Linked DNA regions of Homo sapiens: region 1 is linked to region 2. Evidence: read pairs that join two places in POLR2A ChIA-PET (ENCODE). Cell type or tissue: A673. All regions are shown on one strand. Links, peaks and the distances in the headings refer to the core of each region. The heading gives the core; the rest is flanking DNA.

Region 1 (5,578 bases), core at 223-5,222, 110 kb before region 2:
TGCACATAGCTGCAATATTTCATTTGACAGAGTCAGATGGGGGACTTAGATGCTTAAGCTTATCTCTGTACTTTTCCATGTCTTCGAAATATTTCATTAACATCCACACACACACAAAAATGGCAGGGGAGAGGTTAAGTGTTTCTAAATTCTAGTTTGGGATTTATAAATGGCTTCAAATACCAGTGTGCCTTACTTTACACAGTGGAGAGGGTCTTAAAATTCTGCGTCAATTGAATCCCGTTGGCCTACCCAGTAAATCTTAACGCCTCTGATGCTCTAGCTTCATTTCTGATTGATTTTCCCTGGCAGAGGTACCAAATTCTTTGCTTTAAGTGTCAGGCTCTCTCTGTCAAGTAGTTAATGACCTATAAAGCACTTAAAACGTACTGGAGGAGATGCGATTTGGAGGCACCCTGCAGTGTATCCTCTCTTATTGTCGGTAATCACCCCTCATTTATTTGCTCTTATTGGTTTGGAATTTGCTATCAGGTTTTCCTAAAGCCAAGCCCACCAGGAATGGTCCAATTCTATGTGGGCCCAGATGGGTGCCGGGATTGGAACCTAGGGGCAGTGGGCAGCCAGTGTGGCCTCTTTCCTCACGAGCCCTTCGGCTTGGGTGCCCTGGTCATCTCATGGCCACACATTCAGCGGCTCTGCCTCTTGCCAGCTGAGTGATCTTGAGCATTCAGTGCCCCCCTCCAAGCCTCACTTTCCTCTTCCACACTGCCCCAGAGCTGGTGCCTGCCCCTGAACAACTGGAAGATGACTCCAGCCTGGTGAAGTCAGTGCTGGGAGCCGTAGAAGAGGCCCAAGGTCAGGGTGAGCATGGAGGTCATGACCGAGGCAAGCTCCAGGGTCAGAGGTCATAGGAAGCATCCCCAAGGAGCACAAAACAGGGTGGGCCACTGACCTCGGGGCAGAAGAGCCTCTCAGAGAGGGGCCCAGCCTGGGAGGCAGAATAGGCTCTTCTAGGAGGGAAAGTGTCTTCATTTTCTTTTCTTTTTTTTTCCTTGAGACGGAGTCTTGCTCTGTCGCCCAGGCTGGAGTGCAATGGCGCAATCTTGGCTCATTGCAACCGCCATCTCCCAGGTTCAAGCGATTCTCCTGCCTCAGCCTCCTGAGTACTGGGACTACAGGCATGCACCACTACACCCAGCTAATTTTTCTATTTTTAGTAGAGACAGGTTTCGCCATGTTGGCCAGGCTGGTCTCAAACTCCTGACTTCAGGTGATCCACCTGCCCTCAGCCTCCCAAAGTGCTGGGATTACAGGCGTGAGCCTGGCCAGTGTCTTCATTTTCTATGGCTGCTGTAACTAATCACCACAAACCTGGTGACTTAAAACAACACACGTTATCCCTATTGAAAAGCCGGGAGAAAAAAGAAAGAAAAAAATTATTTTTTAAAAACCCACAACACGACACACATTTATTTTCTTACAGTTCTCAAGACCGGAAATTCAGAATCAGTTTCAACAGGCAGAAACCAGGGTGTTCACAGGGCCACGTTCCCTCCAGAAGCTTTGAGGAGTATCCGTTTCCTTGCCCTCTCCTGCTTCTGGGGCTCTGTTCCCCGGCTGTGGCCTCTTCTTCCATGTTCAAAACCAGCGGCGTACCATCTTCAGACCTCTTTCTCTGCTTCCATCATCACACCACCTTCTGCCTTTGGTCTGTAATCTCCCTCTGCATCCCCCTTTATAAGGGCGTTTGTGATTGTAATGATCCAGGATAACCTCCTCATCTCCAGATCCTTAATCACATCTGCGGCGCCTTTGTCATATAAGGTAACATTCACAGGTTCCAGGATTAGGATGTGGATATCTTGGCGAGGGTGGGATTCTTCAGGCTACCACAGAAAGCCACCAACCAAAGTGGTTCAGATCATGGATTCTGAAGCCACTGCTGGGGCCTGAATCTCAACTGCACCATCTGCCAGCTAGGTGACTTTGGGCGAGTTGTTATATCTTTTTAAGGCTCAGTTTCCTCATCTGTGAAATGAGATCAATGCCTACTTATTGCCACAGATAAAAACTGAATAGGCATTTAACCATCTGACAGGTAGAGGGAGTTTCATGCGCCAGAGCCTGGACCTTGAAAGAGGCCCCAGCAGGGCCCTTCTGTAGGAGGAAAGGAGGAAGGGCAGGAAAGGGTACGGGCAGGGCAGGCTGGGTGGAGGAAGAAGCTGAACCACGTCCCAGGGAAGTGTGTGTGTGCTCTGTCCTAAGGGTAATGAACAGGGGACAACAGAAAGTGTTTAAGTAGGGCAATTTTTTTTGGTTTATTTTTGTTTTGTGTTATTGAAATGCAATTCACATATTATAAATTTACCCTTTTAAAGTGTACAATTCAATGGATTTTAGCATATTCAAGAGGTTGCGTAACCATCACTGCTGTCGCATTCCAGAACATTTCCATTACCTCATAAAAAATCCCCATACCCATTAGCAGTTCTTTTTTTTTTTTTTTTTTTTGAGACAGAGTCTTGCTCTGTCGCCCAGGCTGGAGTGCAATGGCGCTATCTCGGCTCACTGCAAGCTCTGTCTCCCGGGTTCACGCCACTCTCCTGCCTCAGCCTCCCAAGTAGCTGGAACTACACGGACCCGTCACCACGCCCGGCTAATTTTTTGTATTTTTAGTAGAGGTGGGGTTTCACCGTGTTAGCCAGGATGGTCTCGATCTCCTGACCTCATGATCCGCCCACCTTGGCCTCCCAAAGTGCTGATTACAGGTGTGAGCCACCGTGCCCGGCCAGCAGTTCTTTTTTTTTTTTTTTTTTTTTGAGACAGAGTCTCACTCTGTCGCCCAGGCTGGAGGGCAGTGGCACCCTGTCGGCTCACTGCAACCTCAGTCTCCTGGGTTCAAGCAATTCTCCTGCCTCAGCCTCCTGAGTAGCTGGGATTATAGGCGCCCACCATCACGCCCAGCTAATTTTTATATTTTTAGTAGAGATATGGTTTCACCATGTTGGCCAGGCTGGTCTCGAACTCCTGACCTCGATGATCCACCTGCCTTGGCCTCCCAAAGTGCTAGGATTACAGGCGTGAGCCACCGTGCCCGGCTGTCTGGATAATTTTTGTATTTTTAGTTGCGATAGGGTTTCACCCATGTTGGCCAGGCGTGGGCCACTGCGCCTGGCCCCCATTAGCAGTTCTAAAGCTCTCTGCAACCTTGAACTCCAATCTTGAGCTCCAGGCTTGAACCCAGGAAGAAGGCAGGGGTGCCTTGAGCACCACAATGACCATCTCTATTTCTGGAACTGGTCACTTGGCTGTGGGTCCTACCCTTATCCCTGGGACTCAGCTGCACAGACTTGTCCCAATGGGTCAGGAAGGACAGCAGCTCTCCTGACTCCACCCCCGTCACATGACATGCCAGGGTTCCCCACCCATAAGGGGCAGGAGATTGTGGGGCTGCTGGAGGAAGTTGTGGGGGCATTTGAGGCTGAGTGCTGGCTAAGCAGCAATGGCTTATGCCGGTAATCCCAGCATTTGGGAGGCCAAGGTGGCAGGATCGCTTGAGCTCAGGAGTTTGAGACCAGCCTGGGCAACACGGCAAAACCCGGTCTCTATGAAAAATACAAAAAATTAGCCAGGTGTGATGGTGCGCACCTGTAGTGCCAGCTACTCCGGAGGCTGAGGTAGAGGACCGCTGGAGCACAGAGGTTGAGGCTGCAGTGAGCTGTGATCGCACCACTGCACTCCAGCCTGGATGACAGAGTGAGACCCTGTCTCAAAAAAAAAAAAAAAAAAAAAAAACCAAACCGAAAACACATTAAAATTTTTCTTTTTGGAAAACCATCCAATCAGCCAGAGAGACACAGAAAAAAAGGAGCTTCTCCAGTGCTCCCCACACACCCCCGCCACCACCCCTGGCCGGGCTCTGTTCTGCTGGCTACTTGGGGGAGTCTCAGGCCCTGAATGATCAGGGACATGTGGCCTGGCCTAGAGGCAGCTGAGGCAGGAGGGAGGCCATCTGGTGAGGCGAGAGGTAGCGGTCAGGACATTGCTGAGTCCGCTGAGGCATCCCCTGGCAGTCACAAGGGCTTCTGGGATCAATTAGCAGAACCACCCTAACAGGGCTCATGGCCCCTGACGCAGGCACGTGTCCTCAGAGCCTCTTGACAGCCTTGGCAGCCAGGAATTGAAAGGAGGTGGGGGAGGGGGATGTCGGCCTTTCCCCTGTGCCTGGCCTCGCCTCCAACAGCTCAGCACAGAGCCTCCCCGCCCTCCCCATTAGGCGGAGGCTGCCGGCCTTCCAGAGCCTGCACTTCTTATTGCCTTGCTTCTCCTGGTGTTGTGGGTGCAGCAACAGTCTGCCTCAATTTTCACATATGTAAAATGGGTCATATACTAATTAAAGATCACTTCCTGGAAATAAAAAAAAAAATTATCCCTTTTTCACTAAGAACAGGTGTTGAATCAACAGCAAAGGAAAAGACTCCTTTATTTTTTGAACAAACAGCTCCTAAGCCCCTACTGTGAGTCAGGCACAGACAAAGAGAGACAAATGAGGTGTTTGCCATGCTTGGGAAACACGGGAATTCTGGGGGGAGATGGATGTGTGTGAACTGATTCAGTTTGAAGAGGTCAAAGAAATGAGAGGATTCAGTAAACTGCTTGGTGTGGGAGGGGGCTTTAAGGAAGACTTCACAGTGGAGGTAGCATTTTTTTTTTTTTTTGAGATGGAGTTTTACTCTGTGGCTGATATCTGTGGTATGTGCCACCACACCCGGCTAATTTTTGTATTTTTAGTAGAGATGGGGTTTTGCCATGTTGGCTAGGCTGGTCTCCGACTCCTGACGTGAGGTGATCTGCCTGCCTTGGCCTCCCAAAGTGGTGGGATTGTAGGCGTGAGCCACTGTGCCCAGCTGGAGGTAGCATTTGAGCAGGAATTCCTCAGGCAAAGAATAGGGTGCAGGTCCTCAGGGCAGGGAGAATGGTAGGAGCCCAGACTCAGAGGTGGGGAGCTCAGCATCTTGGGGAACAGCAGCCATAGATGGAAGCATGAATGGAGCTGGGGTGACTTTGGGCCAGTAGGAGCCAATCAGAAATGAGCTGGTGGACTCCATGAAGACAGGACTGTCCATTTCTTATTCCAGCCACAGCACTGGGCTTGACACATAGTTGGAGCGGGACAAATGTTGTTAAAAGAATGAAGGATGGCCAGGTGTGGTGGCTCACACCTGTAATCCCAGCAATTTGGGAGGCTGAGGCAGGCGGATCACTTGAGGTCAGGAGTTTGAGACCATCCTGGCCAACGTGGTGAAACCCTGTCTCTACTAAAAATACAAAAAATTAGCCAGGCGTGGTGGCACTCATCTGTGATCCCAGCTACTTGGGAAGCTGAGGCAGGAGAATTGCTTGAACCTGGGAGACAGAGGTTGCAGTGAGCCAAGATTGCACCACAGCACTCCAGCCTGGGTGATAGGAGGGAAACCCTGTCTCAAAAAAAAAAAAAAAAAAAAAAAAAAAAAAAAGCCAAGCATAGTGGCTCACACCTGTAATCCCAGCATTTTGGGAGGCCGAGGTAGGTGGATTTCTTGAAGTCAGGAGTTTGAGACCAGCCTGGCCAATATGG
Region 2 (5,578 bases), core at 277-5,276:
TTTCCAACTCAGAGCACCTGCCATTCCCTAGGCGTCCTCCCTGGCCCAGCCTCCCCCACCCACCCTCACCCGCTGTCTTTGAGCTCCACGAACCAGGAGCCACCTTCTCAGATCCCCTTTGCTTGATCATGGTTCTGCATGCGAGCTGCCCTCCTCCCCATCACCTGCCAGCTCTCCCCCAACCTGCGATGGCAACTGGACCCATTTTTACCCATACACAATTTCAAAGCATACTGAATGCAGTTAAAATTCTCCAGATACTTCCTTTCAGGTCCACATCCCTCTGTAAGTGTTCATCTTTGAAACCCTGGGTAGAATCTGAGTTTGATCTTTTTTTTTTTTTTGACACAGAGTCTCACTCTGTCACCCAGGCTCGAGTGCAGTGGTGTGATCATGGCTCACTACAGCCTTGACCTCCTTGGCTCAAGTGATCCTCCTGTCTCAGCCTCCTAAATAGCTGGGGCTACAGGCATGCACCACCATGCTCAGCTAATTTTTTTTTTTGTAGAGACGGTGTTTCACCATGTTGGCCAGGCTGGTCTCAAACTCCTGGGCTCAAGAGATCCACCCTCCTCAGAATCCCAAAGTGCTGGGATTGCAGGCATGAGCCACCATGCCTGGCCTTGATCTTTATACCAACTAATTGGCATACACACAAGCTCATGCTATGAAATGGGGTATTTCACACTGTGTGCCGCTTTGCCTTGGGCTCTCTAAAATCTCATCACCCCCCAGCGGACTCTCACTGCTGTGGCCTGTGGCCCTACTCAAGGAGCTCAAGGAGGCCACTAGCCATTTGGAGAAGGAGGTAGTTGGGGCCCTGAAAGTTTACAGGACTTCCTCAAGGCCACAGCAGGTGTGTGAGAAAAGGAAGATGGCCAGCCTGCCTCCACTTCTCTTTCCAATCTCCCACTTTGCCTGAGCTAAGCTCAAGCTCAGGGCCACCCACGTCTTGGAAGGGCTTCCTACCAGCTGGTCTTGTGAGATGAGAGCTGCCCTGCATATCATGCTTGTCATCGCCAAGGACCCCAAGCTCCAGTTAGCTCAAGTCCTAGAGAATGTGCCAGCTACATAGAGCTATGCAGAGCGTGGCCCTGGGGATGCGGGATGTTATTGCCCTTGGGATGGGAAGGAGAGATGAGAGGGAGAATTGGCTGGATCTTAAAATTGTGTTGCACCCTTTCAAACACTCTACCATCCTTGCCTCTGTAGTTCAATATTAGTCTGTTCCTATCTTCTAAACTTGCAAATGAACTTGCATGGCAATAAATCTCTGCACACTCAAAGCCATGATTTCCTCAGCAGGTGGATGCAGAATGCTTGGAGACCTATAATAATCAGCCTTTGGCAACAAGCACTTTTTCTTCTGACTCATTATTGCCGCGTTTTAAGAGGAGAAGGGAGCAACTGCTCTCACGGGGCTACAGAGACACGGAAACACGCTGGGGAGGCTGCTCTGTCACCAGGAAAGACAATGGAATCCATTTAAAATGTCTTATTTTCCCTTGCTCTGCCAAGCAAAAGCATCAGAACCCTTTGGGGAATTCACTTTACAAGGAAACAAAATGAGGCCCCGCATCTGCAGCCTGGCCCTCCCCGCCACCTGCACCCCTTCCTCTGAGGTCCCCGGCTCTGCAGGGGCCGAGCGGGCGGCACCCGCTCCTGGTGGTGGCATTGTTGGGACCCGCTCACAAAACACAGTTGTTCTCTGCAATGGCTCATTTCCCTTTCTGAGACTTTTTGTTTATTTGTTTGTTTTGAGACAGAGTCTTGCTCTATTGCCCAGGCTGGAGTGCAATGGCACAATCTGGGCTCATTGCAACCTCCGCCTCCTGGGTTCAAGCAATTCTCATGCCTCAGCCCCCCGAGTAGCTGGGATTACAGGTGACCACCACATTGGGTAAGTTATGTATTTTTAGTAGAGATGGGGTTTCGCCATGTTGCCCAGGCTGGTCTCGAACACCTGACCTCGGGTGATCCACCTGCCTTAGCCTCCCAAAGTGCTGGGATTACAGGCGTGCACCACCACGCCTGGCCTCCCTTTCTGTTTTAAAGGTGCTCTGTTTATTCCCATTGAACCTGGACTTCACAGAGAGGATGGACACAATTACAAAGCTCTGAGAGCTCTGTCCCTCACTTTTCTTTTGTCCTCACTGGGTAGGTCCTTAAGGCTCTGTCGTACCTTTAGGGCACAGCATTGGCAACCCTCACCAGTGCTTGAGGGGTGGATACCTACGCTGTCTCCAGCATGAAGTTCCCAAGGGAACAGAGGTCACCAAAGAGTCCAATCAGCAAGGACTTCAGAGGTGGAGCGCTTGAATTACTTGCTCTGAACTTCTTCAGAGGTGGAGAGCTTGAATTACTTGCTCTGCACTTCTTGCTAAGCCAGCAGGGTCATTCGGATCACTGATCTGCAACCCAGCTGGATCAGGAGTCAATGCCCGGCCTAGTGCACCGGGCAAGTGACAACAGTGACAGAAAATTGGGCCAATTTGGACCATTTGGCAGAAAGCTAGACTCAGTCAGTGACAAGCGTGAATTAAACAAACTAATAAAACATAACTTTAATGTATTTTTACAATGTTCTTTTAAACTATTGCATACTGTAAAGAAAAGTTTTTATTAAGATAAATTTGGGGCCAGGTGCGGTGACTCACACCTGTAATCCCAGCATTTTGGGAGGTCAAGGCAGGAGGATTACTTGAGGTCAGGAGTTCAAGACCAGCCTGGCCAACATGGTGAAACTCTGTCTCTACTAAAAATACAAAAATTAGCCAGGCATGCTGGCACATGCCTGTAATCCCAGCTACTTGGGAGGCTGAGGCAGGAGAATTCCTTGAACCTGAGAGGCGGAGGTTGCAGTGAGCCAAGATCGTGCCATTGCACTCCCGCCGTGGCGAAGAAGCAAAACTCTGCCTCAAAAAAAAAAAAAAAAAAGATAAATTTGGGGCAGGTCCTTGTCTATCAGAATTGAATGAAATGTTATTTTGACTTTTACTATGAATATAATTGGAGACTGGCCGGGCACGGTGGCTCACGCCTGTAATCCCAACACTTTGGGAAGCCAAGGCAGGCAGATCACTTGAGGTCAGGAGATCGAGACCATCCTGGCTAACATGGTGAAACCCCGTCTCTACTAAAAATGCAAAAAATTAGCCGGGTGTGGTGGCACTCACCTGTAGTCCAGCTGCTCGAGAGGCTGAGGCAGGAGAATGCCGTGAACCTGGGAGGCGGAGCTTGCAGTGAGCCGAGATCAAGCCACTGCACTCCAGCCTGGGTGACAGAGCAAGACTCTGTCTCAAAAAAATTATTATTATTGTTATTATTATATATATATATATTATATATATAATTGGAAACCAAAGTAAATAATTTCTACTTCGTCACCACCCAGGAGGAATGAAGATGAAGTATTTATTATCAGACACTCAAGTGAAGAAAAACTTTTTGGCCAGGCACAATGGCTCATGCTTGTAATCCCAGCACTTTGGGAGACTGAGGTGGGTGGATCACTTGAGTCCAGGAGTTAGAGACCAGCCTGGGCAACGCATCAAAAACCCATCTCTACAAAAAATACAAAAAATTAGCCAGGCATGGTTGTGTGTGCCTGTAGTCCCAGTTACTTGGGAGACTGAGATGGGAGGATCACCTGAGCCCAGGAGGTTGAGGCTGCAGCGAACTGTGTAAGGTGAGACCCTGTTTTTTTTGTTTTTGTTTTTGTTTTTTTTTAAAAGCCAGGTGCAGTGGCTCACACCTGTAATCCTAGCACTTTGGGAAGCTAAGGTGGGTGGATTGATTGAGTCCAGGAGTTCGAGACCAGCCTAGGCGACATAGTGAGACTATGTCTCTATGTAAAAACATTTTATTGATTTAAAATTTTTTGAAAAATTAGCCTAGTGTGGTGGCAGTGCCTGTAGAATCAAATCAGCTACTCAGGAGGCTGAGGCAGGAGGATCACTTGAGCCCAAGAGGTAGAGGCAGCAGTGAGCTGTGATCACACCACTGCACTTCAGCCTAGGCAAAAAACCAAGACACTGCCTCAAAAAAAAAAAAAAAAAAAAAAAAAAAAGTGGCCAGGCGCAGTGGCTCACACCTATAATCCCAGCATTTTGGGAGCCTGAGGTGGGTGGATCACCTGAGGTCAGGAGTTCGAGACCAGCCTGACCAACAGAGTGAAACCCCATCTCTACTAAAAATACAAAATTAGCTGGGTGTGGTGGCACATGCCTGTAATCCCAGCTACTTGGGAGGCTGAAGCAGGATGGGAGGCTGAGGCAGGAGAATTGCTCAAACCTGGGAGGCGGAAGTTGCAGTGAGCCGAGATCGTGCCATTGTACTCCAGCCTGGGCAACAAGAGTGAAACTCCGTCTCAAAAAAAAAAAAAAAAAAGAAAGAAAGAAAGAAAGAAAGAGAGGTGGGGCACGGTGGCTCACGCCTGTAATCCCAGCACTTTGGGAGGCCGAAGTGGGCGGATCACCTGAGGTCAGGAGTTCAAGACCAGCCTGGCCAACATAGCAAAATCCTGTCTCTACTGAAAATACAAAAATTAGTCGGGCGTGGTGGTGGGCACCTGTAATCCCAATTACGCGGGAGGCTGAGGCAGGAGAATCGCTTGAACCCAGGAGGCAGAGGTTGCAGTGAGCTGAGATCATGCCATTGCACTCTAGCTTGGGCGATAGAGCCAGACTCCATCTCAAAAAAGAAAAAAGAAAGAAAGAAAAAGAAAAGCTCTTCTTTCATTAACTAAACTTATAAAATAGTAAGATCTATGAAAAGAGAACCAATGGTAAAGAAAACTATTTAGAAGCCAAGTGTCTTCCCAAAACTAGAATATAAGGTTCCTAACTCCAGAAAAATCACTGTAACCATGTCTTCCTCATCTCCTTTGCAGCTAGGACTTTCTGGGAATGTTTAAATCTGGACCTAACTTGTGCGATTCAGAGTTCTGCAGGTTTGTCAGGGCAGAGTCAGGCCTGAATTAAGACCAGGACCCTCACCAAGGCTAACTGAGCTTCCTACTATTAGTTGTGAAATATTTGCTAAGCACCTTTGAGAGAAAACCATTAAGCCCACTGATGTCATGCATAGTAGACAACCTATACAAGGCATATGTGGTTTTTAATTTTTTTTTAAATGTTCACATTCAAAAGAAACATTTTCCAGAATCCTTGTGCCTAATAACTGTAATTACAGAAAATGTGGGGCAACTTTCAATAATTTCAAATTATTACCTTCGGCCAGGCGAGGTGGCTCACGCCTATAATCCCAGCACTTTGGGAAGCCGAGGTGGGTGGATCACGAAGTCAGGAGCTCGAGACCCGCCTGACCAACATGGTGAAACCCCGTCTCTACTAAAAATACACAAATTAGCCAGGCATGGTGGCACGCACCTGTAATCCCAGCTACTTGGGAAGCTGAGGCAGGAGAATCGCTTGAACCTGGGAGGCGGAGGTTGCAGTGAGCCGAGATCGTGACATTGCACTCCAGCCTGGGTGACAAAGTGAGACTCTGTCTGAAAAAAAAAACAAAAATTATTACCTTTGAGGGCCAGGTGCAGTGGCTCACACCTGTAATCCTA

Evidence for each region. Peaks named below come from ENCODE experiments on the same cell type or tissue, not always from the same donor. Only the 100,000 strongest peaks of a DNase experiment are listed, where the experiment ranks them.
Region 1: POLR2A ChIA-PET joins it to region 2 with 8 read pairs; 2 of 35 experiments call an interaction of 5 or more read pairs at or near these places.

Annotation. Positions count from the first base shown.
Region 1 is chr22:42,372,807-42,378,384 of GRCh38, forward strand. No RefSeq gene overlaps it. Among named protein-coding and RNA genes, the nearest start is that of LINC01315, 6.4 kb to the left of the region's middle. In A673, for the core only: a CTCF peak has its summit at 2,052; DNase peaks (open chromatin) are centred at 395, 2,135 and 2,385.
Region 2 is chr22:42,482,409-42,487,986 of GRCh38, forward strand. No RefSeq gene overlaps it. Among named protein-coding and RNA genes, the nearest start is that of RRP7A, 35 kb to the right of the region's middle. In A673, for the core only: no CTCF peak of the experiment used is centred there; no DNase peak of the experiment used is centred there.